Linked DNA regions of Homo sapiens: region 2 is linked to region 1. Evidence: chromatin loops called from intact Hi-C (ENCODE). Cell type or tissue: gastrocnemius medialis. All regions are shown on one strand. Links, peaks and the distances in the headings refer to the core of each region. The heading gives the core; the rest is flanking DNA.

Region 1 (15,967 bases), core at 3,641-11,640:
CTGAAGTTATGAAAGCTGAGTCCATTTGTTCATCATGCTATCGACAGGATTAACCAGCAGCAAAAGCTTATAGTATTTTGATAAGATTTTTCTCAAGAAGTATTTGTTGAAAACTGTTAAAGGTAAATTATTAATCCATTGCAATTAATGTTCCCAAAGACCTCTAAGAGCTCATTTTCTGTTCTGAGTAAGCTCTATCATCTTCTGTGAACTAAGCTCTATTTCACAGGAAAATGAGGCAGATTATCTCTGATGGGATATTGAACAGTGGTAGTGAGTCTGATTAGGAGGACAATTTTCTTCTCTTTCGTAGAGAAAATTAACAAGACTCTAGGATTTCTAAAGTTGACATAAGAAGGCTAATAGTCTAGAACTAGTATTCAGAAAATGGTAATTACTGTGGGTGGGGGTGTGTGTAATTATTTAACTGGAAATGTAGATCTTAAGTTAGTTAAGAACATTTTTAAAAAGCAGGTTACACCAATGGAATTTGGTTGCTACAGAAAGCCAAGGAGTAAATACTTAATAATTTTACTTTTTAGAAAACGAAGATCCCCAAATCTGCTGTTATGATGAATAATCTAAGAGCACAATTATAATCTGAGATCTGAACCAGGTCAGTTTGGATTTCATAGCCTATACTTTCCTCTTCCCTATATCATAACTCTCTGGAGAAACAAGTGAGATGCCTGATATGAAAACACTCTAAGAATAGTTTATATCTCTTTGTATTCTTTGATACTATGGTAAGAATTGTCCCCTGGCTGCAGAGGATTGTCAATAAATATTACTTCTAATTGAGCCACTAGTGTAGTAGAAAGAGCGTAGACTGGTATTCAAGCCTTGATTGTGGGGCTCACTATTCAGCAGCTCTGGAAAAGTCACTTTAGGTTCAGTGAACCCCTATTTTTCCCTCAGGGATAATTAATTGTCTCTTACGCATCACTCTGCACAAGAGCCAGGCTCTAGCTTAAGCACTTACAGTATTACCATATTTAATTCTCACATCACATAGATAACAATAATAGATAGTTATATTTTCCAGTTGGAAATAGGCTTAGGGAAATTACATAACTTGCTGAAGGTCACCAAGCTCCTCTACTTACAGCTTCAGACATCCAACAGCTTACTCACTATCTCCATCTAAACATTAAATAGGCACCTCAAACTTTATCTGAAAAGCTCTTTCTTTAGTCACTCATTGCCATACCTGTTTCTCAGTCATCCATTTCTCAGACCAAAACCTAGAACCATCCTTGATTTCCCTTTCTCCCAGTCCCTGCTTCCAGTCCTGCCCCATCAATCAGTCCATTAGCTAGTCCTCTGAGCTCTATCTCAAAAATACATTACTTATTCAGCTACTCCTTGGTAGCTCCACTATTACAATAACCCAAGCCATCATCATCCCTTACCTGGGCTCCTGTAATAGCCCCATGCTTCTGTGGCATCACACCTCTCCTAGCCTCCTCCCTACAGGAGAGAAGACAGAGCCCAGAGTCTTCGTGCTCCTGGTAAAACCCTCATCCCTTCCTCTCCCACCAGAGTTATGGTCTCACTGCCACAGTCTACCTGGGAGACCATTGCTGCAAGTCTCGTCCTGCCCTTTATCCTTATATGTGTGCCCTGTATTGCCACAAGGTAGGACTGTATGCCCATAATGCTCTGTATATTTTTTCACCTGATCCTATTTCCTTCCCCTCCATAACACAAGAACTTTCACTGTGCTCCCTGGAATGTGCAGTTCACCATTAGCAAAATTTCCTATACTCTCTTCACCTTCTCGGCCTAACTGAAAATTAGCTGTCTGCGGGGGCACTGCTTCCTTTGCAGTTCTCTCAAGAGGTGGCTGCTTTTCTGTCACATCCCATGTTCCACTGGGCCTGGAGGAGGGATGCATAACCTGTGTGTTCCTATTGCTGCTTTAGGACCATTTTCTCTTGCTCTTCCTAAACTTGCACCACCCCTCCCCACAAAATTCGAATCTCTTTGCATTAAACAACTGCCAGCCCTTCTTTTTGCAGCCATCTGCAGATCTTGGACCACTCCACTTCATTCCTTGAAGAGTTTAGCTCTTGTCTCACTGTCATTGTCTCCAAAGGTAATCTTGTCTTAATTCTGAATAATTTCTATGACATACAGATAATCCTTTCCATGCACTGACCTCTCAAGTCTTTGACCTCTGCCTCTCCTCTCCTCCAATGGTCTTGTCTTCCAACCTACCTTAGCCCCCACTGCATGGTCATGCCTTGTCATTACCAATAGCTGCAACTTCTTTTCCATCTCATTTTAAAATAACCTACTCTCTGACCCCACCTCCTAATTTTCCCATGCCATCCCTCTAGTACCTTGTCAGGATTCTACCATTGCATTATACCTCACCTCCTCATTGCTTCACTTCCTTGCTTTTCCACCTTAGTTTGCATGTTTCTTTCCTACAATTACCCTTTGCATACCCACCTAATCTCTTACCTCTCTCTCCTTTCATTGTACTCACCTGATGAAATCCCTCCTGATGATGCCAGCTTTCCAATTCCTCTGAATGAGTATCCACATAGACAAACATGATTGGAAAATATGCTGACTGTGCCATGTTAAATTCATCACCACTGCTATGGATTCAATTTTGTCCCCTCTAAATTCATATTGAAATGTTATTCCCAATGTAACAATACTAAGAGGAGGGGCCTTTAAGAGGTGATTCATGGATTAATAGATGAATGGGTTAATAGGTTATCAACAGATCGGGTCTGTTATAAAAGCCAGTTTGCATGTTCTTTTCCTGTTGCCATGTGATGCCCTGTACCACCTCAGGACTCTCTGGAGAGTTCCCATCAGCAAGAAGGCCCTCATCAGATGCAGCTCCTCAGTCTTGGACTTTCAGCTTCTAGAACTGTAAAAACTGAATTTCTTTTCTTTATAAACTACCCAGTCTCAGGTATTCTGTTAGAGGAACAAAAAACGGACTAAGACAACACCAATCTCAATTAGGTCCTCAGTGCTGCAAGATAATCCTCCTACCCTTCCTTAATATATTCATTTTCCTCATCTCTTAGATGACTGCTTCACTTTTCACATCTTTTCTCAAACCCCCAACACCTCTCCCCCTCCTTATTCTCAGCTGAGGATCTTGCTTCATGTCTTATTAGGAAAGCAGCAAAAAGCCTTAGATGAGAAATTCTGCTACATCTGCCCACCCACCTGCATTTACACCTGTAGGTGCTGCCTGTCCCTCGATAACAGATGAACTGACTACATTCCTAAGGCCAGCCTGTACACTTGAATACCAGATTCCATTCCTCTTTCCCTCTCAAAGACATTCTCATCTTTTTTTATTAATTTTCCCCTCTTGACTGGATCATTTTCCCTGCCATACATTGTTATTTTTCTCAACTTAAAAAGCAAAAACAAAAATACCCTCCAGCACCGCTAGATTCTTCTGCTCCTTTGCATCAAAACTCCTTAAAGGTGTCCTATCTCTATCTGTTTCTACTTCCTCTCCTCCCCTTTTATGGTATTTGTCTATATACCCTCATTTTATTTCTGTACTTAGAGAAAATAAATGTAAAAAAGAGAAAAATGGTCATTAAATGTGACAATTCTTATCTGAGCATTATAAAAAAGTTGATTAAGGTAAAGAAAAGTAAATGCCAATTTTTCCTTTGGATGGTTGAAATAAAAATAATATTTTAATAATAACAATAGCTTATGTTTACTAAGGACTTACTACATACTACACCTTAATCAGGCACTTCAGATGTGTTTTTTCCTTTAATTTTTATGACAAAAACTCTATGAGAATAGTACTGAGTTACTCCAAATTTTATAGATAAGGAAACCAAGGCATACAGAATTCAAATAGTTAAAAGCTATTTTGTCTCAAATGCACTCCAACCAAGCACTCGCTCCTACCGCCCCACTGAAGTAGCTCTTGCAGTCACTACTGACCTCCATGCTGCCAAATCCAGTGGTCCAATCTCAGCCCTCTTTATACTTGACCTGTCTTCAGCACTCAACACAGTTGCTCACTCCCTTTTCTTCAAAACACATCTTTTTCACTTAGTTTTGGAGACTCACTTGCTTCTCCTTTTTAGCTCTGTGGCTGTTGTTTCTGTCTTCTTTGCTGGTTCCACCTCATTTCCCTGACTAGTGGAGTGTCCCAAGTACCCAATGGCCCAATCATTAGACATCTTCTTTATCTATACTTCCCCACTTGGGAATCTCACCCAGGGAGGGTCATGGCTTGGAAGCAATCCAAGCAGGGAGATTCTAATTTATGTCTTTAGCTACACTTCTCCTCTAAACTCTGGAACTTTCTACATATTACAGCACTTGATATCTCCACATGAATATCTGATAGGCATCTCAAACTTGATGTGTCCAAAACCAAATGTCTGATTACCTGCCTACTCCCACCCCAAATCTGCGTGTCCTACAGGATTTTCATCTTAGTAAATGACAGGTCTGTGCTTCTAGTTGTTTAGGCCAACAACTTGGGAGTCATTCATGATTATTTGCTTTTGTTCACACTTGATATCCAGTCTGTCAGCAAATCTTGTGATTCCACCTTCAACATATATCTGGAATATGACAACATCAACTGTATCAACTGTTGCCATCCTGGTTCAAGCCACTATCAATTTCTCCTGGATTATTGCAATAGTCTCCTAATTAGTGATGTTATATCCAGTCTTGCCTCTTCCAATCTTCTTAACAGAGTAAACAAAATGATCCCTTTAAAACCCAAGTTTTTAGCCATTCCTCTGCTCAAAACCCTCTAGTGGCTTCCATCTCATAGGCAGCACATGCTCCTGTCCTCCTGTGGTCCCAAATGCCCTACATGATGGGAACGCTGCCCTCCTCTCACCCCCTTCCTCTCCAAATACTCTTTCCCTCCCTGCTGCAACTCCGGTCACACTGTCTTCCAAACACACCTGGCATGCTCCCACCTCAAGAACTTTGCCTATGGTATTCTTCTGGTCTCTACTTCTTCCCCCAGGGTCCTTCCCTTCCCACCTTTTGTCCTCTGCTCAGATGCCACTGTATTAGTGAGGCCTTCCCTAGCTACCCTATAAAAATTAGTAATGTCCTCTCCCTCCCTTAACCCAAACCTCCCTTTCCTTTTCCCTTGCTCTGTTGTTCTCCATAGCACTTACCACAATTTGATAATTCCATATATTATCTATGTATTTATTGACTGTCTGCCCCTAAGCTTCATGAGAGAGAAATTTTATCTTGTCTACCTTCATATTTTCAGCACCTAGAACTGTGCCTGGCACCTAGTGTTTAACAAACATTATTCGTATAAATAATGCATTAATTGTAGCTTTATTACCATAAAATATTATTACTGATGTTGTTATGTTAGTTCAGATTTTTCCTTCTTTAGGTAGCTAATTTCTATTCACCCTCCAAGACTTCAGTTAGGAATCCCAAAATCCTACAGGTTTTCCTTTGTCTCCAAGGCTGCATTAGTGTCCCCTCTCTAAGCTCCCGTGGGAAACTGAGCACATCTCTATCACAGAGCAGACCTCGGTCAGATGATAATGTCTATTTACCTGGATTACCAGCAGGGCATATTATCTTTTTTTTTTTTTTCTTAAGAGACAGGATCTTGCTCTGTTGCCTGGGCTGGAGTGGAGTACAGGGGTGGTGTGATCATAGCTCACTGCAGCCAGCCTCAAACTCCTGGGCTCAAGTGATCCTCCTGCCTCAGCCACATAAGTAGTTGGGACTACAGGCACATGCCACTGTGCCTGGCAAATGTTTTAATTTTTATTTTTGTAGAGATGGGCTCTCACTTTGTTGCCCAGGCTTGTCTCAAACCCCTGGATTCAAGCAATCCTCTTGCCTTGGCTTCCCAAAGTGCTGGGATTACAGGTGTGAACCACAGCACCCGACCATGGTATGTTTTATCAGGGGCCTCCCACAATGTTTGGCAAACATCAAGTAGATGTTTGAAGGCAGGAAGAAGGGAAGGATGAAGGAAGAAAGGAAAGAGGAAGGAACTAAGGGAAGAATGATGAAAGATAGGCTATGGCTTTCCTTTCAATGAAAAAAAATCAAATACTTAACAAATTTCAGCTAACATACACTTTAGGAATACTGCAGACTTCCTTTTCTCAAAAAAAATTGTGGCAAAATGCACATAAAAATTTACAGTTTTAATTTATTTTATTTTATTTTATTATTATTATACTTTAAGTTTTAGGGTACATATGCACAATGTGTAGGTTAGTTACATATGTATACATGTGCCATGCTGGTGTGCTGCACCCATTAACTCGTCATTTAGCATTAGGTATATCTCCTAAAGCTATCCCTTCCCCCTCCCCCCAATTATTTTTAACTGTGTAGCTCAGTGGTATTAAGTACATTCACATTGTTGTGCAACCATCCACCACCAGAACACTTTTCATCTTGCAAAACTGAAACTCTGTACCTGTTAAGCAATAACTCTTCATTTCCCCCTTTCCCCAGCCCCTGGAAACTATGATTTAACTTTCTATCTATGATTTTGACTATAGGTACGTTTTATCAGTGGAATAATAAAATACGTGTCTTTTTGTGACTGGCATAATGTCTTCAAGGTTCATCCACTTGGTAGCATGTATCAGAATTTCATCCATTTTTAAGGCTGAATAATACTTCATTGTGTGTACATATTTTGCTTAAACGTTTATCTGTCAATGCACACAAGTTGTTTTCACTTTTTGGCTATTGTAAATAATATTGCTATGAACATGAGTGTGCCAATATATGTTCAAGTCCCTGCTTTTCTTTTCTTTCTTTCTTTTTTTTTTTTTTTTCTGAGACAGGGTCTCACTCTGTCACCCAGGACGAAGTGCAGTGGCATGATCTCAGTTCGCTGCAGCCTCGACCTCCTGGACTCAAGCAATCATCCTACCTCAGCCTCCCAAATAGCTGGGACTACAAGTGCATGCCACCACACCCGGCTAAAGTTTGTATTTTTTGTAGAGACAGGGTTTTGCCATGTTGCCCAGGCTGAAGTCCCTGCTTTCAATTCTTTTAGGTGTATATCAAGAATTAGAATAGCTTGACTATATGATAGTTCAATTTTTAATTTTTTGAGGAACTGCCATACTGTTTTCTATAGTGGCTGCACTATTTTACATTCCTACAACAGTGCACAAAGGCTACAATTTCTCCACGTCCTCACTAATAATTATTTTCTGTTTTTTCTTTTTTAAAAAAATAGCAGCCATGCTAATGTGTATCAGGTGGTACAGACTTCCTTTTAAAATCTAAGTACATCTGCAAATAGATGCAAGCCCTCAGCTATAGGTCATTAGCCTGAAAGGTAGCCAGCAGTCCTGAGATGAGCTTCTGGGATTTGTTCACCGGCTGCACTCCCTTTTCTCTGCTGGCTCCCTTGCTGGTTTCTAGCAGAGCCCCACAGACCACTATTGAGCAACTTCTGGGGTGTAAAGTCTCACAATCCCTGATGCCCAGCTGCTCAGCAGCATTAAATATACACTGTGAACTGTACTCTCCTCTCTTCTCCAGCAGCCCTGGTGCTTACTTTCTGTTAGTGTGTGGGGTTGCCTCTCCGTACTCATGGGTCCAACTCCTCCCTAAAATTCCATAGTTCACAGAAGGCAACTGAGGTTTACTTGCAGAAAAGAGATAGCATAAGGACAATTAAGCAGTCTGAGTGAGTTATAAAACAAAATAAAAAGAAAGTGAGGACAGGTTCTGAGGACTTCTTGTAGTGTGGGCTAACAAGGACAAGTGAAGGAACACCTGGCAGGCTCTTCCCGCAACTGCATACCCCAGCATATCAGCCCATCACCCGTGGAGTCCAACTCTGTTCTTAGGGAGCTTTGGTGTGGCCTTGGATTATTTCCTCCATATCACAGACAATTCTAAAAATATTTCCAAAAACTTCCTTATGTGCAGGATAATGGAAGGGAAGCTGTGATTTAAAAATGTTAATTTAACAATGAACTGTTTTGCTTGGCAAGTCAGTAAACCTCATCGTGTCTGTTTTCTCAGCTATAAAATGAAACTCTTGGACAAAATGTCTTAAGGACCCTGCCAGCTCTAAATAATTTTAATTCCAAAACTTTGGGGGACCAAAAAAAAAATCCTTTTACTTTTAGAAATGTTTATATATATATAGTTATATACTTTATCTTGGATATATTCAGCCCATAAATTTTTGAGTAGTCTAATGTTTAAATAAGTGAGTGGTTTTCTAAATATAACTTAGGCAGAGCAGTTCACTTGGGGTTATGCTGGCTGAATTTCAAGTAATCCACCAAGTGGATAATTCACATATGGTCAAGCATTAGAAGGCTCCAACCAGTCTTTAAAAGGCCTGAGAGTCAAAGCAATTCTATCTTATTCTGCACTGTATGGTGACCTGGTTAATACAGAGTAAACCTCTGAAAATGTAGGCTTGAATGTTTGTTGCTGTTTGTCGTCTGCCAGAAAATTGTAAATTTGCGTGTCTGCATTTGCAGAGAGGGCTGTGACTTCTCAGTCATTTGCCCTCTTAGCCATCAATTTTTCTCTTCTAAAAGCACAGCCAAAAATGTCACTGGATTAACTGTAAATATGAAAAGCTGCCTCAGAAGCAAATATAATACCAAGTGCTCAGTGGTACTCAAAGGATAAATTTCCCACGTTTCACTCCCTTTTATTCATTTACTCACTGTCAAATTCACATTGCAAACAGTGTAAAAAGAGACAAAATTCAGAATTGTCATCAGCTCCCAGAGGATCACCAGGATTGAAAGGTAAAAAGCCTGTTATTGCTATGGGCCAGGAGCTGTTTTAATGGCTTTCCCAGCCTGTTGAGAGTCATTTCAGGATGCTGAGTCAAAGAGAGTGAAACTTGGAGTGACCCAGCTGTTAGTCTCTGGCATACCTTTTAACTGATGTCACCAGGCATTTCTTAGAGAGTAGAGTAAGCCACTGTTCTTCTGCCAGTCATGTTCATTTTTGTCAGTTTTTTAAGTAAAAATATTACTTTATAGAAAATAATCCTTAATAGCTACTCATTCAGTCATTCTATATTCTGGATAAACTTTAAAAATAAAGTTAAACATGCTGCCCATGACTTGATGTGTGTTTTTTGTTTGTTTGTTTCTGTTTGTTTGTTTTGTTTTGTATTTGAGACAAGGTCTCACTCTGTCACCCAGGCTAGAGTGCAGTGGCATGATCTTGGCTCACTGCAAATTCCGCCTCCAGGGTTCAAGTGATTCTCCCACCTCAGCCTCCGAGTAGCTGGGACTACAGGCACATGCCACCACACCCAGCTAATTTTCGTATTTTTAGTAGAGACAGGGGTTTCACCATGTTGCTCAGGTTGGTCTTGAACTCCTGTCCTCAAGTGACCCACTTGCCTCGACCACCCAAAGTGCTGGGATTACAGGTGTGAGCCATCGTGCCCAGGCTGATGTGTAATTTTTTTAAATGTGCCAGTAGTTAGTACAAACAGAAGAGAATCTCCTAGATAGTTCTCCATTTTTAAACCACTTAACACTCATTTTAGTAGCATTCAGTGTATAGGATAGATACAAATAAAATGAATTACTTTAATGATTCTAAAATAGGTTTGCAGTTTCTGTTTGAAAATTTTTATTATCAATTGTATCAGTTCAGGAAACAAACCACTCTGCTATTAAAATAGGCAGAAGAGCATTTAAAATAGGGAATTGGGTGCTTTCAAAATTGCTGGGGAGGTTGTTAGGAGTGTGTCTGTTCAGGCTGCTATAACAAAATACCATATACTTGGTAGCTTATAAACAACAGAAATTAATTTCTCGTAGTTCTAGAGGCTGGGAAGTCCAAGATCAAGAAAGACCATCCTTCATATATGGACATCTTCTCACTGTTTCCTCACATGGTGGAAGGGGCTAGCTAGCTGTCTGGGGTCTCTGTTATAAGGACACTAATTTTAATAGTGAGAAGTGTGCCCTTATGACCTAATCACCTCCCAAAGGCCCCACTTGCTAATACCATGACCTTGGGGGTTAGGATGTCAGTATATGCATTCCGAGGGACACAAATATTCAGACCACAGCATTCAGGCCCTGCCCGCCCCCCCCCCACCCGCCAAAATTTATGTCTTTCTCACATGCAAAATGCACTCATTCCATCCCAGTGGTCCCCAAAGTCTTAAATAATTCCAGCATCGACTCAAAAGTCTGAAGTCCACATTCTCAGCTAAATATCATCTAAATCAGATATGGATGAGACTCAAGGTATGATTCATCCTGAGGCAAATTGCTTTCCAGCTGCAAACCTATGAAATCAAACATGCTATATGCTTCTAAAATACAGTGGTGGAATAGACATTTCTCCCTCTGTTCCAAGAGGGAGAAATAGGAAAGAAAAAAGGCGTAACAGGTCTCAAGTAAGTTTGAAATTCAACAGGGATAACATTAAGCCTGAAGACTCAAGAATAATCTTCTTTGACTCAATGTTCTGCCTCCTGGACACACTGAGGTAGGAATTGGGTCCCTAAAGCTCTGGTTGGCCCTACCCTTATGACTTTGCTGGTCACAGTCCACGGTGCAGCTTTCAAGGGTTGTAATTGAGATTCCTGAGGCTAGAAGCACATGCAGATAGTTCTACACATCTGGGGTCGCAACTGAACCCTGACCCCACAGCTCCACTAGGCAGTGTCCTAGGGGGGATTCCCTTTGTTGGTCCTGCCCTTGTCATGGCCCTCTGGCTGGGCTATGTGGGCTCCATCTTTGGGAATCTAGGTGTAGGTAGCCATGCCCACATGACTCATGTACCCCATGCACCATGGGAGATGGCACTGTGAGGATGCCACCAAGGTTTACCATCTGTGCCCTCGAGCTCACACCACATCTAGGGTATCAGAAGAGGGCTGCACCAGATTGCAGAAAGAAAACCACTGGGGCAATGCCAGGGTGAGGGCTCCCTGGACCCCTCCTTTGAAATCATTCTGTCCTCAGTGCCTTTTCATTCTGGGCCTGTGATGGAAAAGGCAGCAGTGATGATCTATGAAATACCTTCTGGGTCACTTTTCCATTGTCTCGATAAATAGTACCTGGCTAATGAATACTAACCTCTTTATTAAATGATGGCCACATCCTTGGTGTTCTCTTCTAACCATGCTTTCTTATTTGTTACAATATAGACAGGCTGATAATTTTCCAAATCTTTATGTTTTTCTTTTGAGAAGAAATTTTGTTTATTTCTTTATTTATTTTACTTTAAGTTCTGGGATACATGTGCAGAATGTGCAGGTTTGTTACATAGGTGTACATGTGCCATGGTGGTTTGCTGCACTTATCAACCCATCACCTAGGTTTTAAGCCCCATATGCATTAGGTATTTGTCCTAATGCTCTCCCTTCCCTTACCCCCCGCCCACCCCAATAAATTATATTTTTAAATTGTGTTTCTCTCTGTATGTTATTATGAGCATTTAAAAGAAGCCATGCTGTGCCTTCAACATTTTGCTAACAAATTTATTTCATTAATTTTCCTATTTTATCACTCATAAGCTCTACTTTCCACAAAACACTAGGACACAATAGCCAAGTTCTTTCACACTTTGTAACAAGGACTGACTTTCCTTCAGTTTCCAGTGTTCCTCATTTCCATCTGAGATCTCATCAGAATGGCCTTTACCATCCATATTTTTACCAACATTCTGATCATGACCACTTAAGGATTCTCTAAGAATATTGAAGCTTTATCTACAGCTCTCCTCTTCTTCTTCTGAGCCCTCACCAGAATTCCCCTTAACAGTCCTTTCATGGTAATACAGTCTTTAATCTAGGATGAACCTCCAAATTCTTCCGGTCTCTACTATTACCCAGTCCAAAGCTGCTTCTAGAATTTACCTATTTGTTATAGCAGCACTCTCGCACCTTGGTACCAATTTTGGTCTTAGCCTGTTCAGACTGCTATAGCAAAATACCATAGATTGGGTAGCTTATAAATAACAAAAATTCATTTCTCACAGTTCTGGAGGCTGAGAAGTCCAAGATCAAGGAGCCAACCAACTTGGTGTCTCGTGAGGGCTCACTTCCTTCATAGACAGACATCTCACTGCATCCTCACATAGCTAGTTAGCTCTCTGGAGTCCCTTTTATAAGGACACGAATCCCATTCATGAAGGCTCTACTCTTAAGACCTAATCACTCCCCAAAGGCCCTACCTCTTAATACCTAGGATTTCAACATATGAATTTGGGAGTAACAAAAACATTCAGACTATAGCAGAGTCAGGTGGACTTGGCTCTTCCTAATGACAACTAGAATATCACCACTGAACTGTCCTGGCAGGGGGGCACCAGAGTCAGAAAGGTGGGAAATCTGGCACCCCCTCTGGAACTTTTGAGTTTAAGAGGACATCACAGAGGCTGAGATTCAGGGATCAGGAAGCGCCACTGCAACTGCATCTTGACGTCTGTGTAGCTAACCTCTGGACACAGGTTTTGCAGAAAACCCCGATAATTCCATGACTATAACTGGCAGCAGCAACAGCCAAGAACACAAAAAAGTGGTGCCTGTCTCTCTGTTTTCCAAATCTTGCACAATACATCAGATGGGTGCAATCTATTTTATATCCAGAACCAGCTGCAAGGGAGCATGAGATGTAGAAGTTTTTCTTTCCCTTTTTTTTAAACAGCAATAATCATTAATTATTGTTATCATGAGCATCACATAGGCAAAGCACATAATACAATGACAATGTATCTAACTTAGTTTGCAAGGGTCAGAGATATTTTTCTCCTATTTTTGCATCATAACTCTCTTCTATACTTTGCCTTTTTCATTTAATAGAATAATTGGATATTATGCTATATCATTGAATGAGGAGTTTTTTACATTCTTTTTTAAATGACTACAAAGTATTCTATGGTATGAATGGACGTAATTTATTTTACCATAAGGCTAATCAGGGCTATGGCTTCTCCAGGATACTCGGCACTTCTTCCGCATGTTACTGCAAGTGGAACCCAGGTGGCTCCAGTAGTAGTCGTGGGTGGCCACGAGTGAGCCGCTGGAGGGGCTGGCTGCCTTGCTTTTGCTTGTGAGCTGGTGGAAATGCAGTGGCGATGCCTTGCGGACCTCTGCTGGTGATCACGGATGGCAGTGACAGAGACACTAGGCCACTGAGCCCATTTACTAGAGGAGACCATGGCCGATCGCACCATGGCACCACCAAGACGTGCACGCTGGGTCATAAAATCATCCTTTTGAATGGCTAATGACTGAATATGGTAAAAAAAAAAAAAGAAGAAGAAGAAGATAGTGGGAAGTAAATTTTCTTCATATCTGCTTCCATAATCCATCCAGAGATATTCAATATATATCCAAGCACATAGACACACGTATACATATACACCCACACACAACATGTACACATGCATATTAATATGTGGGGGAATTTCTCTTCTTTGGGCAGATTTAAATGTTTTCCTTTATTATAGTCTTTGAGAGTCAGGAGAGTTTTGCTAAGACAAAGAGAGACCCCAGGCTTCAGTGTATCCTGTGTGTTAGAAACGTCCTTTGTTACTGTCTCATCATTTCATCTTTATTGTCCATGCACGGGTTTTCACTATGCCCATGAGTTACTGTGGAGGCAAGGACAGCTATGGTCATGGGCCCTCCACTGTCCTTGGCCTCACATTTTCTAAAAAGATCTCTACTTTGTGTACAGCAGTCATCTTGGAATCCACCTTCTCCATAATTTGACAGATTCCCTTTGTCTCTCTTCTGTGGTGAAGCTCCTGTTTCATGCAGCCCCATATATTCTTCCTTCTTGGTTTACTCCCTTCATTTTTAATATTTATTTATTTTAGAAGCTAGGTCTCACTCTGTCTCCCAGGCTGGAGTGCAGTGGCACTATCATAGCTCACTGCCGCCTCCAACTTCTGGGCTCAAGTGATCCTCCCACCTCAGCCTCCCAAGTAGATGGGTCCACAAATGTAAGCCACCATGTCTGACTAATTTTTTGTATTTTTTGTAGAGGTGGGATTTCACCATGTTGCCGAGACTGGTCTCAAACTCCTGAGCTCAAGTGATCCTCCTACCTCAGCCTTCCGAGTAGTGGTGACTACGGACACAGGCCATACACTTCACTGGATGGAAGACATTCTCCAGTAGTTTTCTGAAAAAGAGTATGCAGAAGTTAAATTTTCTGAGATCTTGGTTGTCTGAAAATGTCTTTATTCTACCTTCCTGCTTGATTGGTGCAGTAACTAGATAAAGAATTTGAGATCAGGAATGTTTTGCCTTTAGAATGTTGAAGGCTTTGCTCCATGATGTCTAGTTTCAAGTGCTGCTATTGAGAAATCTCAAGCTATTCTGATTCCTAGTATGTGACTGATTTTTTGGTAGGATTTTCATTTTGTATCCAATGAAATTTCAAAATGATATGCCTTTGTATGAGTCTAATTTTCACTTATTCTGTCGGGCATCCAGAAGGCCCTTGCAGTCTAGAAACGGGTAAATTCTCTCGAATTATTCATTACTTCTTTCTTCTTCTCTGTTATTTCGATGTTGGATCTCCTGACTGGGCTCCACTTTTCTTCTAATTTCTCTTCTATTTTCTTTCTTTTTTTTTTTTTTTTTTTTTTGCTCTATTTTCTGGAGAATTTTCTCGAATTTATATTCCACATTTCTAGTGACTTTTTTCATTGCTGTTATCACGTTTTCAATGTTTAAGAGCTCTTTTTTTGTTGTTTTTTGAATTTTTTCACAGCACTCTATGTGCAAGATCTTCTCTTGTCTTTCTGAGGATATTAATATACTTTTAAAAATATATAGTTTATTTTTCCTAAAAGGCTCTTTGTTCTAAGTTGTCTTTTTTCTATTTGTTTGTTGTGATGTTCATTTTCCATGTTAGGGTCTTTCCTCAGATGTCTGGTAATCCTTGGTTTTCTGTTCATGATTTAAAGTGAGGAACTAATTTTCTCGGGTGTTGGAAATGTTCCATATCCTGGTAGGGATGTGAGTTACATGGGTGTACACATTTGTCAAAACTGCTTAAACTGTATACTTACAATCTGTGCATTGCACTACTGTATAAATTATACCTTAAAAAACCCACCCAATTTAAAAAAAATAAAACTAAAAACAAGTGAGGAATGAAAACACTAGAAGCTCTGAGCAAGTGAGTGGGCCTTACCAATCTAGAAATTTACCTTTGGCCCATCTGGGTGAACCATTTGTTGGTACAGAACCCAGCCCTCAGTGGGGCCTGACATTCCCCTGTCCTAATACTCTCTTTTTCCTTCAAAATGAGTAAACATCCAGGCTATACTAGGATACAGGAGGACAGTTCCCCAGCAGTATCGAGTGGGGGAAGCAGCTTTAAGGGCTTCACTACTTCTCAATCATCTTTCACCCAATCCTCCTTATATCAGCATGATGCCCCTTCACCACAATTCCATTGTTACCTGGTATAAATAGTTGTTGAAACTTTTGAGACTTTTGCAATGTAAATTGATTTGTTTCTTTGCTTTCTTCACTGCCACTATCCAGCTTCTGAAATATTGTTGTTCTTGTCTCTACTCTTGTTCACCCAGTTCCAGAGGGATTACATCTTTTTTAGAAAATAAATCTCTTTATTGTACCTTGTGTAGGATTTCAAGAGGAAGAGAAATAAGATGTGTATCCAATCTACTACCTTAGAATTCAGGAAATCAGAAATGTGGTTTTAAGCTCTCCAGCTTCTGCAATACAGGAAGATCCTCTATAAGGAGTTTGGAATCAATGCTAAAAATGACCCACCAACACTAACATATTCCACTCCTTTGGCCAGTTAACATCTCTACATATCCTTCTGTCCATACTTTAATTTCTAAACAACAGTAGCAATCCAAACATGCTCTCACCTAACAAAATGCCATGATCCTTTGTGCAAATGAAAACATGCTCAGTATCTCTATTATTGGTTATTATCTATAATTATGTGTGTGTTGAGTGGTTTCTGCAACTGATCATGAGGCC
Region 2 (15,967 bases), core at 3,314-11,313, 93 kb before region 1:
AATCTGCTCATGCTCAAATCTGCTGATGATACAGAGAACTGCTGCCACTGGGAAAGGGAGTGGTCACTCACTTTTGTCCAAGACCTCCCACTAAGACTAGGCTGAGTTTCTCCACCATAATGGGAATGAGCAGAAAACTGGCTTGAACTCTAAAACAGCACTGTCTAAAAGGACTGTTTATGATGACAGAAATATCCTATAGCTGTTCAATATGCCAACCACTAGCCACATGTGGATAAATGGCAACTGAAGAATGCAGCTCTAGGTCTATCTTTGCCTAAATCTTGGCAGATTCTGTACATCTGTCTTCATTCATAAGGGTTTCTCTTAGGCTTCCTGGCCTGCCTGCAGTCTTCCTCTGGAGCACCAGATGGAGGCCAGTGGAAAAAGACCTAGCTAGTGGATGCAGACTCTTCTTCTTCTGGGAATGTCAGGGATTCTAAGCTGTCATGCTAGCTCACATTTGGTCTTTAATAATTTGATTTAAAATTTGGGTGGCTTCTTTTTCTTACATTCTTTTACGACTGCCATTTCTGTGCTCTGTCAAAGGTAAGAGTTCATATGTTACATCTCACGTCACAGGATGGACCCTGTCACATTTTATTTATTTATTTTTTGAGACGGAGTTTCACTCTTGTTGCCCAGGTTGGAGTGCAATGGCACGATCTAGGCTCACCACAGGTTCAAGCAATTCTCCTGCTTCAGCCTCCCGAGTAGCTGGGATTACAGGCATATGCCACCATGTCTGGCTAATTTGTTGTATTTTTCGTAGAGACAGGGCTTCTCCATGTTGGTCAGGCTGGTCTTGAACTCCCAACCTCAGGTGAACCGCCAACCTGAGCTTCCCAAAGGGCTGGGATTACAGGTATGAGCCACCACGTCCAGCTTATTTTTTTATTTTGAGACAGGGTCTCACTTTGTCATCCAGACTGGAGTGCACTGGCACAATCTCGGCCCACTGCAACCTCCGAGGGTTCAAACAATCCTCCTACCTCCATTTCCTGAGTAGCTGGGACTACATGTACCACCACGCCCAGCTAATTTTTTCTAATTTTAGTAGAGACAGGGTTTTGCCATGTTGCCCAGGCTGGTCTCTAACTCCTGGGCTCAAGCGATCCACCTGTCTCAGCCTCCCAAAGTGCTGGGATTACAGGTGTGAGCCACTGCACTCAGCCAAAGTTGAATCCAATGTTTTTCGTTTTGTTTTGTGAGACAGAGTCTCCCTCTATCTCCCAGGCTGGAATGCAGTGGTGAGATGGTTCCTGGCATTAAAGAGTACATTTTGCTACTGAAAAATGCAGCTCTAGACTCTATATTGAGTAGATGGAGAGACTGTCTGCTCCTGGGGGAGGCACAGAAAGACTCACACCTGAAGCACAGGCATGCAGAACCTGTTTAAGACTAATGCTGGAGAAGAATCAAGGATCCTACTCTGCCCCATCCAAAAGCCTTGCTCCAAGTAACAAGCAATAGCAATCTAGTGCTGTAGGAAGGGCAACAGAGAGAGCTATCTTACCTCTCTCCCAACCTCAAATGTGGCACAAGCTAGAAGATGAAGTTGTAGCAGTAATGCTGAGACAAAAAAGTCATCTATTGCTCCAGGCCTCACTTTAAACACAAAGTATTGGCAGTCCATCTCTGTAGGAGTCTGAAGAGTGTGGTGTACTGATGGTAATTACTGCAACCACAAACACTCAAAACTCTTCTCAATTACTAACTAGACTGACCAATACCTGTTCACACTAACAGCCTAACAGAGTAGAGGCATGCCTATTTCTGGGTAGAAATATTACATACTTCCGTCCCTGCCATTCTTTTGCAATGTCTGATATTCAATCCAAAATTATAAAATACATACAAAAACAAGAGATTAAAACAGTCAGCAAAACCAGATCCAGAGATGGACCAGATATTGAAACTGACAGACATTATATAATAACTATAATTAATATGTTTATGGATCTAGTGGGGAATTTTAGCAGAGACAGAAACTTTTTTAAAAGGAAAATGAAAACATTAGAAATTAAAAACATGAAGAAGTCCTTCATTGGGGCTTATCAGCAGAATGAACACAACAAAGAAAAACGGTGAACCTATAGAAAAATCAATAAAAATTATCCAAACTAAGAGAGAAAGAGTGGAGGAAAGGCAAAGCAATCAAGAGGTAAGACAAATAGCAAATGGTCTAATATATTTTTACTTGGAGTCCTAAAAGTAGGAGTGAGGCAGAAGAAATATTTGAAGAGATAATGAGCAAAAATTTCCTAAATTTAATGAAAGGCAATAAACCATATATTTAAGAACCACTGAGAACCCAAAGCAAGATAAAAATAAAGAATAACACATCTAGGCCCTCTATAGTCAAACTGCTGAAAAACAGTGATAAAGAGAGAAAGAAAAAATACTGAAGACAGCAATTAAAAAAAGAGACATTACATAAAGAGGAATAATGACAGCAGACTTCTCACCAGAAACTATGGGAGCCAGAAGACAATAAATCATCTTTAAAATACATAGAAGAAAAAAATGTCAACCTAGAATTCTAAACCTGCACCCCACAAAAAAGTTTAAAATAACCATTGCCAGCAAAACTGAATAATGAGAAATTTTAAATAAACTTCTCCAGGCAAAAGGAATTAATCCAATAGGGCATCAGGTGCCAAGCAACTTTTTCTGTAAAGAGCCAGTTACGTGAAATGGTATAATATTATTTGAAGGTGGACCAATGATAAATTAAAGATGTATACTGAAAACCATATAGCAACCACTAAAATACATAAATAATCAGGCAATAGTAGAGATAAAATTGAAGCATAAAACACACACACACACACACACACACACAACACCTCGGCTGGGCACAGTGGCTCACACTTGTAATCCCAACACTTTGGGAGGTCAAGGTGGGTGGTACTTGAGGTCAGGAGTTCCAAGACCAGTCTGGACAACATGGCAAAACCCCATCTCTATTAAAAATACGAAAATTAGCAGGGCGTGGTGGCACACACCTGTAGTCCCAGCTATTCTGGATGCTGAGGCATTAAGAATCGCTGGAACCCAGGAGACGGAGGTTGCAGTGAGCAGAGATCGCGCCACTGTACTCCAGGCTGGGTGACAGATCGAGACTGTCTCACAAAAAAAAAAAAAAAAAAAAAAAAGCACCAAAACACCAAAACCAAAAGTGAAGAACACCTCATCCCACAAAAGGCAGGAAAAGTGGAAAAGAAAATCAAATAAATAGCAAGGTGATAGATTTAAACCCAACCATATCAATTTCATTAATTTAAATGGTCTATACTTTGATTATAAGGCAGAGATTATCATATTGAATAAAGAATCAAATGCTGATAGTTATAGGAACACTACAGAAACTAGAAACAAAGAACTAAAATAATAAAAAGACTAATCTAGGTACCTATAGTGGACAAAACATAATTCTGCTAAATTTATATCAATATTTAAGAAATTTTAAAACATCTCAAGTGAAAACAAATGAATATAATTCAGTTCAGCTGAAGTAATTTGACTTGACTACTTATTGTCTCCCCGATTTCCAGATATTTTAAGGGCTCCATGTTAATTAGTCCCCCCACCTCACCAAATATAGCAATGTTCATAAACACTGACCTTGCCATGGCTTCTTTCCACTTTCTGAAAACATTTATTCAGGGACAGATTATGTCGAACAGAATTCTTCCAGCCTGTTGGTGCAGTAGCAAAATATGGAAAATGGTCCAGAATCCAGCTATAAATTTCTTTGACAGGCAAACATTTATTTGGAGAGTGCTCAATGGCCATATAAATGAGAAGACTAAAGGAGTATGGGGGCTTTGAAGTCGCTGATTTTTTTTCTGGGTTCTGGTAGCAAGCTGGTCCAAAGGATGGCACATCATCTCCCTCTATGTCATACAATGGACTAACAATTGGAAGACCCTCACTTCCGAGGCTGAAGTTTGTTAGAAGATTAGTGCTTTCATGAAGCCAGTTCAAGTTTGTGAGTTCATCATCTGCTGACTCACTGTCCACTAGAGTGGCCTTCGGCCTGGCAGCATCAACAGCTTCAGGCAAGCTTCCCATTTTGTAAATCTGGCTTAATCCTGCAATCTTTTCAGCTCCTGGGGTTTCAGCTCTCTTATCTGGAGTCATTCCAATTACTGGACCCATTTACTCTTACAGTTCTGCAACAAAGGAAACAATTATCAATGTAATACTTTAGATTCTTAAACTCTGGGAAAAAGAAAATACATATGTAAATATCCCCAAATCAGAGAAATTTTGCAATCAATTGTCCCACATAATATTTAAGCACAACATTTGTATAATGAAGATACTAATGGTTATAATACAAGGAAAATAACTTATATTAGTTGAAATGGCTGTAAATAAAGTGCAGCTTTATAGGACCAGGTGTATGGGTGATATTAACACAATTAAATAGTGTATTTTAAATACTTAGTAAAGTACCTAGCCCACACTAATCACCTAATAGGAAGTGGCTATTATTACTTAAAGTGGACAGGCTATTTCTTTGAACTATAAGACTTTATACGTATCTTAAGAATCTATGATTTTACTATATACAAATAGTTGAATCTTGAAAATAATAAATTTGAAATATTTAAGCAATATTTTAAAATAAACCCTTTCCTCAAATCTCAAATATTTACTATAAAAAGAAACTATGTATACTATTTTTACAGCACGTCATACTAAAAAGAGATAACATTTTTATTTCATTATTTATTTTGAATCGACAAATAATGATTATATATATTTATGGGGTACAATGTGATATTATGATACATGTATATATTGTGAAATGATTAGATCAGGCTAATTAATATATCCATCACCTCATATACCTATCTCTCTTTGTGGTGAGAACATTTTAAATGGTCTTTTAGGAATTTTGAAATATACATTATTATTAACTACAGTCATCATGCTATGCAATAGGTCACTAGAACTTACTCCTCTTGTGTAACCAGAACTTTGTACTCTTTGACTAACATCTCCCCCTTCCCTACACCCTCCTCCTACCCCCACCACCCATATCTGGTTACCAACCATTCTACTCTATACTTCCGTAAGTCTAACAAGATAACACTTCTTATTCACTAAATTTATCATTAGCTAAATTAAATTCACTATAAGTTATCATTTCTTTTTAAAATCCCAGTACTTTTAAACTCTGCATTCTATATCATCTCAAGTACTGACATTTCAAGGCTGGCATTCTCTTAGTAAGGTATGAACTGTCCCTGTACTTTCAAGGAGAGCGAAAAATAGCTGTTACTATTCTTTTTTCATTTCTATTTTCTCAAATTATTTTTGTTTTGCACTTTAAACACCCTTCTATTCAAAAACTTTATCATGAGACAATAACAGACCAGAGAAGAAAGCAACAGGCTAATGTGCTATTTAATTAATTTTCAATGGCTCATAAAGATAACTCATTTCTAAATTCAGTGAAAAACCGACTATTATCCTATTCAACCCACTTATGCTTGTGTAACTGAAATAATTGGGGGGGGGGGGTACCTCCAGAGTTTGTTTTGCTTAAGACATAGATGGCAGGTTACTTCAAGAATTCTGAAAACCGGCTAATTTTATTTCTACTTTTTATGTCAGTTATGTAAAAGAGAAAACTAGTTAATTTTAGATGTAGAACAGTTTATCTGGATTCTGGGAGCTACCACCAGAAGTAGTTAGCCTCAGAGCACTCCATTAGCAACAGCCTTAGATAATACTTTAGTGCCCAGGCATTGTGCTAAACAATTTACATATGATATCTCAATTAACTGTCAATTAAACCCTATAAGGTAGGCACTATTATTAATTCAACTTTATTGATGAGGAAAATTAATCAGAGAGGTTAAGCGTAAGTGGAACTGTCAGAATTTAAATCCAGGCAGACTGACTCCAGAAACAAAACTCTAACCACAATATGTGCTGGCAACAGTATGTACACAACACCCATGAGCACCAATGACTCAAATCCTATTCATTTTAAATCTTAACAGCATTCTTTCCATATCCAGTTCTTATCTCTCTCCTGTGCACCCATAACTTGAAACATCACAACACTGTAAAAAGGAAAAGATCAAACGATAACGGATTTGGTTTCTGTTTCAATCTCTTATGAAAACCACACATAAATAAACATTCACATATATGAGCACACAATGTATTTCAGAACTGATATCCTGTACTATGTAAGTGACCAAATTATTCATTTTATCAAAGTCTCTCTATTCATAGAGACTTAAAAACATGACGAATGAGAATTGAATAATGTCTTGCTTCCTTAAAAAACAAACAAAAAACCACTCTTTAGTGTACCCAGTGTTCAGTTAAAGAAGGGAGTGATTAATTTCTAATGTCTCACTTTTGCCTTGTCACTTAAATCTCCATCTATCTTCCATTACATCTAGAAATTAGAAAGTACCAAACAGCAGTGGCTAACATTTGCTGAGATTTTACTACATTACAGATTCTATGTCATAGGCTTTAAAATGCATCATCTCTACTTACTCTGAACTACTCCTTAGTTCAATAAATGCCCTTCCTTTCCAACTGTGAATTCCATGAGGAGGCAAGAGTCTTTTTTTTTTTTTAAAGAGACAGGGTCTCACTCCGTCACCCAGGCTGTAGTACAGTGGCGATATCATGGTTCACTGTAACCTCCACCTCCTGGGTTCAAGCGATCCTCCTGCCCCAGCCTCCCAAGTAGCTGGGACTACAGGCACACACCATGCCCAGCTAATTTTTAAATTTTTTTTATAGAAACAGAGTCTTGCTATGGTTGCCCAGGCTGGTCTCAAACAATTGGCCTCAAGCAATCCTCCTGCCTCAGCTTCCCAAAGTGTTGGGATTACAGGCATGAGCCACCATGCCTAGCTGGGATAAGAGTTTTTTACTTTTGCATTCCTAATGAATCTTTTCAAAATGTTGAGTATGAGTAGACACTCAAATCATAATTATTTCAGATGGAAATGAACTCATAATACAAATTATTTGTCTATTCTGCAAAAAGGTGCACTAACTGCCTTGAAGAGTTAATTTATTTTGGAAATGAATCCTTAATGGTAGGAAACATCCTAAATGGTAACAATAAAAAAAACTGAAATTCATTGTTAATAAGGAAATGGAAATGAAGTAAGCCATTTCCCTAAGGTTCTAAAGCTAATAAAAAGTGGAGCCAAAATTATAAACGAGGCTAAGTTCAATATTCAAATTTCTGGCCATTAGAGTCACTCTCAATCGCTCAAGAAACTTGAATTTTTATCAATACTACTTAAAACAGAAATAGTGAGTTTTATTAACGTAACATACTCAAAAATCAGTCTCCTGATAACTATTGACTAAATTTTCTCATAAGTAATTTAAATGGTTGCAAGTATGTTATTCCTCTGAATTACAAGTTTACAAAAAAATTTCATTAAGATGTAAAGAAATAGTATGGCAGCAAAATATGCCAAAGAGTTACAGAGTGTTAATCCAAGCAAAGTTTAAAAACCAAGTATTGACATTATTAAAAACCAAGTGCTGACATTATCTTAGTAAGGTTTGAACTGTCATTGTGTTTTCAAGAAGGAAAAAAAGCCGTTTATAAACTATCCTTATAGAACACTTTAGAGCACTATCCACTTAGATGAGATCAGGCATGTTCAGGGTGCTATGACCGTAGACAGAGCACTATCCATTTGGAACACCAAGTCCACCACAATGGATAAACAGGCAAATGATCTTTTCTCACATATTAAATACAAATAGCAAACAAATACATAAATTAAAAAATTATATAAAAAACTTATTTTAAAAAATATAAAATAAACAATTTTGGGCAAGGACCTAGGGCCATTTCGGAAAGCTAAATGGAAATGTGTATCACGAATTATTAAAAATTTCATTCTTTGACCCAACAATTCCAAATGTGTCACTTTTGTGAAATAATCTTATGTAGGGAAAAAGATATTCCCTTCCCAACCCACGATGTGTGGAGGGACACACAGATATTCATCCAAGAATTATTAAAGATAATGGAAAACTATAAACAACTTACATTTTCTATAACAGAGAAATGGTAAACTAAAGCCCAACTATTCAATCTAATATTTAGTAGCCATTAAAAATTACTGACTTGAAGAATGTGAATAAATTAAAAAGCTTATAAAAACCAGTGAAAAAGTAAAAAATACATACAAAAAAGAAAACGGTGATTTATATTACTAATTTTTGTCTTTGTTGTTCTATTTCCCAATTTTTCTTTAATGTGCTTATTATTTTTATAGTTTAAAATTAAAACAATAAGCTCAAGGGAGAAAAGGCTGTACTACATTATTTTTAGATGTAGTATTTCCATTTCACACACAAAAATCAAATCTTAAAAAGGTCATGGACTTATCAGAGAGCTCAAGTCAAAAACAGAAGCCACCTCTTATATTCTTAGTACAGCTTGTTCTGTTACAAACCTTTTCCATAACACGAATTAGCCCATTGGTAAATAAGGGAATGATTTTAGTATAATGTAAGTCATATTGGTTTGTACATGATTCTTCTCAGCCTATGTTTTTGTACTACCAAACAACAACAGCTGAACCCGAAATAGGCTAACACAGTGGAAAGCAGCAAGCTGCTGAAAAGACAGTACGGTACACAATTCTCATTCAACCCATGTTCTTCCTCTTGGCACAGCTTGGCCACATGCTCTTTCTTGGAAGTGTTTAATGAGCTCTTCTTTCCAAATCTTTATGCATTTTACCCTGGCATCCATCATCCTGTAGCTTCAACCCTTCCTTGCACAGTGTTCATGTTCTTTTTAAAATCCTAAACTGACCATATTACTTGTTTGTGACAAATTTCATATATGTTTTAATATATTCTAGTATTCTCATTAAGATTTATTTTTGTTAGCATTCTGGTTACAAAGCTGCATATTTTTCACTTTTGAGTGAGTTGGCCCATCAGCTGTGCACAATTTTAGTGTGTTCAGGAATATATAAATATGCAATATTACTACAAAAAGATCTGTATATTTCACAATAAAATCAAGAAAACTTTCTATTTTATTTATTTTAAAAATTATAGTCTTATGAGAAACTACATCTTAAAATGAAATGAAAACATTCACTAGCACAGCATTAATAATATGCATGGTCAGTTTGCTTCATAAAGCCAAATGCATAAATAAAAGGAAACCTGGGCCTATGATGTAACATTTCTTTTTATTACTCCTTTAAGAACAGTATTTCAATGAACCACATAAAATTGTGATACATAACAAATATTACTCAAAAAAAAGGCCAAAATAGTATGATGTGGGATTTAAAAAATGTATTCTAATTTTTAGGAGTATAACTAGCTTAATCCAAGTAATTAATACAACCACTAATAAACGAATTTCTAAGCCAAGACACTGCTATCCAAAAAAGTAGATAAATGTACTATACACTTTAGCAAAGTACACATTTGTGTTAAGGCTCCCATCTTCTACATTCTAAAAAAGAAAAAAAATTATTCACGAGGAGAATTTTAAAAGTGGAGAGTTCAAGCTTTGTGCAGTAGCAGTATCGTAGCCAATGAGGTTTATCTGAGTGCAATTATTGCTAATTGGAAACTTTTCCCAATACCCCACTGCAATTACTTGCGATATAGTCAGCACTGGCAATTTTTGACAGTCTCTATGGAGACATCAATAAATAAATAAATAAAATAAGAAAAATGAATAAAAATAAAAGTGGAGAGTTCAAACCAACCCAGTACAATCACTCTGGAACCCATCTAGAGCTTGACTGTGTGCCTGCCATGGCGGTATCTTGAGAAGAAGGCTTCGGATTTAAATGTACTATTTTTTTTTTCACAGTTGTGCAGCTCATGCATCTCCTAAGGTGTCTAACAGAGATTTGCACATCTGCATATTACGTTCAATGTTATAGTGATATCCTACTCTAGGATAAGAAATATAAAATTATGTATTGGAATTCTCTGATCATTTCCCAAAAGGTCATAGGAGAGCATTTTTGCTTAGGTTGGTATTAACATTGGTAAGAGAGAAATGCTTCAGAGACTACATAAGAAAAGGGAAACAAAGCCACAGAATTTTCAGCATTACCTAAAACATAATATGCTGCATTACAGAGAATTAGATGTGTCACAGTGATAGCCATTTTTGCCCAAAATAACTAAGAAACCTACTAAACACAAAATGTTGATTTAACCAATCAGAATTTTGACTTACTTTTCCACACTTTTAACTGATTAAAGACCGAGTTAACAAAAGGTTTTTTCTTTATACTTTTCCCAGATGTTAGAATCCTTAAACATTACTTAGCCTTCCACATTTAAACATCACATAAAATTAAATTATATGGAAGACATTCTGAGACTTGTTTTTTCCCCCATCGAATTCATTAACATTATTGTAGCAGTAATTCATTTTTACAGAGACTAGTATTCCATTTTATGAATATTCAATAATTTCTTATACTTTTAAGGAACATTTAATTGTTTATGTTTGGGGCTATTACAAGTACTACTGTTATAGAAGTCTTTGTTCATATCACCTGGTATACAAGTGTCAGAAATTTCTCTTGAGTATACATCTAAAAGTTGAACATATGTCAAGAAGTAGAATTATTTGGTCACAGAATAGCCTTCAACTTTAATTGATGACAAACTGCTTACCAAAAAATGCTGAATCAGTTACCACTAACCAGGAGTGTATATACCAAATGCTTCATGTACTTGCCAAAATTGTTTTTGCCAATCTGATGACTACTGTATTAGTCCGTTTCTACACTGCTAGAGGGACATATCCGAGACTGGGTAACTTATAATGGAAAGAGGTTTAATTGGCTCATAGTTTTGCATGGCTGGGGAGGCCTCAGGAAACTTACAATCATGGCAGAAGGGGAAGCAAAAATGTCCTTCTTCACATGGTGGCAGGAGAGAGAAGTGCTGAGCAAACTGGGGAAAAGCCCCTTATAAAACCACCAGATCTTGTGAGAACTCACTATCACAAGAACAGCTTGAAGGGACCACCCCCATGATCTAATCACCTCCCACAAGGCCCCTTCTCAACACTTGGGGATTACAATTCGGATTACAATTAAAGATGAGATCTGGGTGGGGACTCAGAGCCAGACCATATCAACTCTGAAACTGCATCTCCTTGCAGTTTTAATTTGCATTTCCCAGGCTAGTAACAGGGCAGAAGACCTTTTTATTCATTCATATATATCTGTATATGGATATATAGAATATGAATGTATAGATATATATGAACATATAGCTATGAATATATATCTATACATATGCCATTTGGATTTATTCTTCCATAAAGTATCTATTGAAGCCTTGTGCCCATTTTTTTATGGGTTTTCTTAATGATTTGTAATGTTTGGATACTAATAACTTATATGTGATGCAAATATCTTTCCCCAGTAGATGACTTGTCTTTTCAATCTCTTTATTGGTTGCTTTTAGTAAGAAATTTCTTTACTTTCATATGGTAGAATTTATTAACCCTTTTCTTTATGGTCTACAGTTTGTTTTATAATTTTTGCCTTTTACATTTAAATCTTCAACTCACCAAAAATGTATACATGTATTTTTTATCCAATTTCATCTTTCACATATAAACATAAAATTGTTCCAGCACCATTTATTAAAAATTTCAGGCCAGGCGCGGTGGCTCATGCCTGTAATCTCAGCACTTTGGGAGGCAGAGGCGGGCGGATCATGAGGTCAGGAGATTGAGACCATCCTGACTAGCACGGTGAAACCCCCTCTACTAAAAATACAGAAAATTAGCTGGGCCTGGTGGCGAGCGGCTGTGGTCCCGGCTGCTGGGGAGGCTGAGGCAGGAGAATGGCGTGAACCCAGGAGGCGGAGCTTGTAGTGAGCTGAGATCGCGCCACTGCACTCCAGCCTGGGCGACAGAGCAAGATTCCGAGATTCCGTCTCAAAAAAAAAAAAATGGCATCCTTCCTGTTAGGAGAACCTATCCACCATCAGTCCTTAGCATCCCTGCACACTCTCACCTGTTAAGAATGCAAGGCCTTTTATCTGGGCCATTTCTCAGTTTTTTGTTTGCTGCAAGCAAACCTGAGGTATGATTTAACATCTCCTACTAAAGAACAGGCCAACTTCCAGCATTTCTTCTCTGATCGATGAGATATCGAGAAAACTTTTTTTAGTTTCCATGTGATAAAGGAAGTTTTTTTGTGTTACCTATTTCTAACTTAACTGAGTTGGTATTATAACAGTGTATAGGGTATCAATTCTCTGAAATTTGTTGAAACTTGTTTCATGGCCCAGTACATGATTAATTTTCATAATGATTCATTTGATGTTTCTATGGTGCATGGATGAAATATATGTCCATTGGATGAAGCTTGTTAATCGCACTGTTTAAATTTTCTGTATTCCTACTAATCTTTTTTTGGGGTCTGCTTTCTATATCAAATACTAAGGCAGATATATTACAATCTCCTGCTATACTGGAAAAACTTTTCAATTTTTTCCTTGTACATCTGTTAATTTTTTGCTTTATTTTGTGGCTATGGTTATTAATTGCATGTAACTTTAAAACATATATATTCCTGCCAAATTAGCCATTTCCCATTATGTATCAATTCTTTTTGTCTTTAAGTCTATTTGAAATTATATACTAGCTTTCTTTCCATTAATATTAGTCAGGCAGCAGCCTAAGTGTCCATCAACGAAAGAAATGGATGTGGTGCATATACACACGAAAAAGAATGAGATCAGGCCAGGCGTGGTGGCTCACACCTGTAATCCCAGCACTTTGGGAGGCAGAGGTGGGCGGGTCATTTGAGATCAGGAGTTCAAAACCAGCCTGGCCAACATGGTGAAACCCCATCTGTACCAAAAAAAAACCCCACAAAAATTAGTGGGGCATGGTGGTGTGCACCTGTGGTCCCAGCTACTTTGGGAGGATGAGGCAAGAGAATTGCTTGAACCCGGGAAGTGGAGGTTACAGCGAGCTGAGATCACACCACTACACACCAGCCTAAGCAACAAAGGGAGACAACTCCGTCTCACTTTAAAAAAAAAAAAAAAAGAGATCCAATCATATGCAACAACATGGATGGAACTGGAGATCATGTTAAGTGAAATAAGCCAGACACAGAAAGACAAACGTCGCATGTTCTCACTTATTCATAGAATCTAAAAATCAAATGAATTGAAATCATGAACGTCTAAGAGTAGAAGGATAGTTACTAGAGGCTGGGAAAGGTAGTGGAGGATTAGTGGGAGGGAGGTGGGGGTGGTTAATGAGTACAAAAAAAAAAAAAAGTGAATAAGACCTACTATTTGATAGCACAATAGGGTGACTATAGTCAATAATAACTTATTTGTATATTTTTAAATAACTTAAAGAATGTAATTAGATTATCTGTAACTCAAAGGATAAATGCTTGAAATGATGGATACCCCATTTTCCAGGATGTGCTTATTTCACATTGCATACCTGTATCAAAACATCTCACGTACCCCATAAATATATACACCTACTATGTACACACTAAAATTAAAAAAAAAATTGCCAGGTGTATGTTTTTCCATCATTTTACTTTCAACATTTTCCTTTGTTTCCTTGTAGTCTCTATCCTAAACCCCATATACATGAATATTGTTTTTAAAGGCATACATGTATTTGGATTTACTTCTACCATCCTTTTTGGTATCCTGCTCTTTCCATGTTAATTTTTCTCTTTCTTTTTTTGCCTTCTTTGGAATGATTCTTTTTTCTCATTCCATTTTTTTTAATCCTCTACTAGTGTGGAAATTATATACATATTTCTATCACTGAAATGTCACCTTATAAATTTTGATATATACTTCTAAAAATCCAGTTATCTTTAGTCTGCTCGTAAATAAATAAATATATATACACACACACACACACACACACATATACATATATATATATTTTTTTTTTTGGAAACTGAGGCTTGCTCTGTCACCCAGGCTGGAGTGCAGTGGCACAATCTCAGCTCAAAGCAACCTCCCCCTCCCAGGTTCAAGCGATTCTCCTGCCTCGGCCTCCTGAGTAGCTGAGACTACAGGCGTGCACCACCACACCCGGCTTTTTTAAAAAAATATTTTTGGTAGACACTGGGTTTCACCATGTTGGCCAGGCTGGTCTTGAACTCCTGACCTCAAGTGATCTGCCCACCTCGGCCTCCCAAAGTGCTGGTATCACAGGCGTGAGCCACCGTGCCAAGCAACAATAAAAAGTCCTTTAAATGCTAGCTCCAATCACCTTCTCCTGGTTTATAATACAGCTTTTTATTTTTTATTTTATTATTTTTTTTTTTTTTGAGACAGAGTCTTGCTCTGTCGCCCAGGCTGGAGTGCGGTGGTGCGATGTTCACTCACTGCAAGCTCTGCCCCCTGGGTTCATGCCATTCTCCTGCCTCAGCCTCCCGAGGAGCTGGGACTATAGGCGCCTGCCACCACGCCTGGCTAACTTTTTTCTATTCTTAGTAGAGATGGGGTTTCGCCGTGTTCACCAGGATGGTCTCTATTTCCTGACCTCATGATCCGCCTGCCTCAGCCTCCCAAAGTGCTGGGATTACAGGCGTGAGCCACCGTGCCCAGCCAATATAGCTTTTTCTTAACTTCATAAGATGCTATTATTATTTATGGAGTCCACTTTTATTCACCTATATAATTGTCACCGTCTTTGATCATTTCTTCTTAAATCTCAGATTTTCTACTTCTGATCATTTACTTCTGCTTAAAAAATAGTCTGTCACTGAACTTTCACATTTTATTTGTATGAACATGTTTTTGCTATAGAATTCTACGCTGTTATTTTGTCTTGCATATCATTTCATAGTCCACTACTATTTCCATTACTGTTATCGAAACCTGAATATTCCTTTGGAGGTAATCTGTCTTTTCTCTTAAAAATGTTCCCTTTATTAACCTCTTTTATATTTTCCAATTTCTTGTCTATCTTGTGGTCTAAATTTCTTAAGATTTACCTTTCATTATGCTAACTTTTCAACAGCATATTTGCTTTTATACCTATCCACTGAATTTTAATTTCAATTACTATTTTCATTTCTAAAACTTCTGGTTCCTTTTCAACATGTTTGCTCTTTTCTTCATTTTTAAGCCTGTTACTGAACATATTAAACGTATTTGTTTTCTATTTTACATCTGATAATTCCAAAACGTGAACTATTTGCACATCTGACTCAAATGATTCTCTTATATTGTGCCTTTTTCCTTGGATGGCCTGTAATTTTTATTATAAGCCACTTATTTTCATTAGAACTTTACCAATGGGAATTCTTTGATAATGATGATTATATGTTAGGTTTTATCAGGCCCTTGGGAGTAGTAACAGCCCAGGATCATTTTAAATTCTTAAGGTTTAGTGTGAATTTATGCTGCAAACTAGTGTGAGAGCTGGTTTGTGGTAGCACATTTTCAGTGACATTTTTTCGATTTGCAGTAATATTCTAGAAGAAAATTTCTCTGTAGAAACCCTGGGGGCATAAAGGGAAATAATTTCTATATCACTCTTATAAAGGTACAGTACAATGGGGCTCCAAATTAATGAGGAAGACTATTTCCTGCTAAATGCTCCATCTTGACTGGGTCTAGGCTTTGCTTCCTGATCCCTGAGCCCCACAAAGCCATGAACAGAGAAGCTCACCTGATTTGGCAAATATCCTCAAAGCAATAGCCAGATTCAGAATTCAGCCTGGCCTAAGTACTCTCCCCTTTGCGCCAGAGCACTGATGCATTTAAGATTTTATTTTATCCAGCATTTTAGGTTGTTTTCAGCAGAAAGCTGAAGGTACTTGGTACCTTGATCCAGGTACGTGGTTCACCATGCTGCTGGAAACAGATGTTTACATTAGTTTCTGATGACAACGTCACTAAAGTACATTATCCTTTATTTTAGCACATAATTTCTTAT

What was found. Hi-C counts contacts between places; a loop is a spot of excess contacts. Peaks named below come from ENCODE experiments on the same cell type or tissue, not always from the same donor. Only the 100,000 strongest peaks of a DNase experiment are listed, where the experiment ranks them.
Region 2: a loop joins it to region 1, with 2.9 times the contacts of the local background. A loop is called at or near these places in 2 of 110 quality-filtered maps.

What each region holds. Positions count from the first base shown.
Region 1 is chr2:48,241,635-48,257,601 of GRCh38, reverse strand. It overlaps LOC102724008 (a long non-coding RNA gene), which reads right to left and starts at 4,099. Exons shown (of 3, transcript XR_001739457.2): 1 at 3,946-4,099. In gastrocnemius medialis, for the core only: no CTCF peak of the experiment used is centred there; a DNase peak (open chromatin) is centred at 7,431; H3K4me3 peaks cover 620 bases; H3K27ac peaks cover 3,270 bases.
Region 2 is chr2:48,334,412-48,350,378 of GRCh38, reverse strand. FOXN2 (forkhead box N2) reads right to left here. Exons shown (of 7, transcript NM_002158.4): 3 at 3,628-4,178. The coding sequence starts at 4,164. It also overlaps the pseudogene RNU4-49P. Among named protein-coding and RNA genes, the nearest start is that of FOXN2, 28 kb to the right of the region's middle. RefSeq lists a silencer at 6,033-6,092. In gastrocnemius medialis, for the core only: no CTCF peak of the experiment used is centred there; a DNase peak (open chromatin) is centred at 4,038; H3K4me3 peaks cover 1,512 bases; H3K27ac peaks cover 4,895 bases.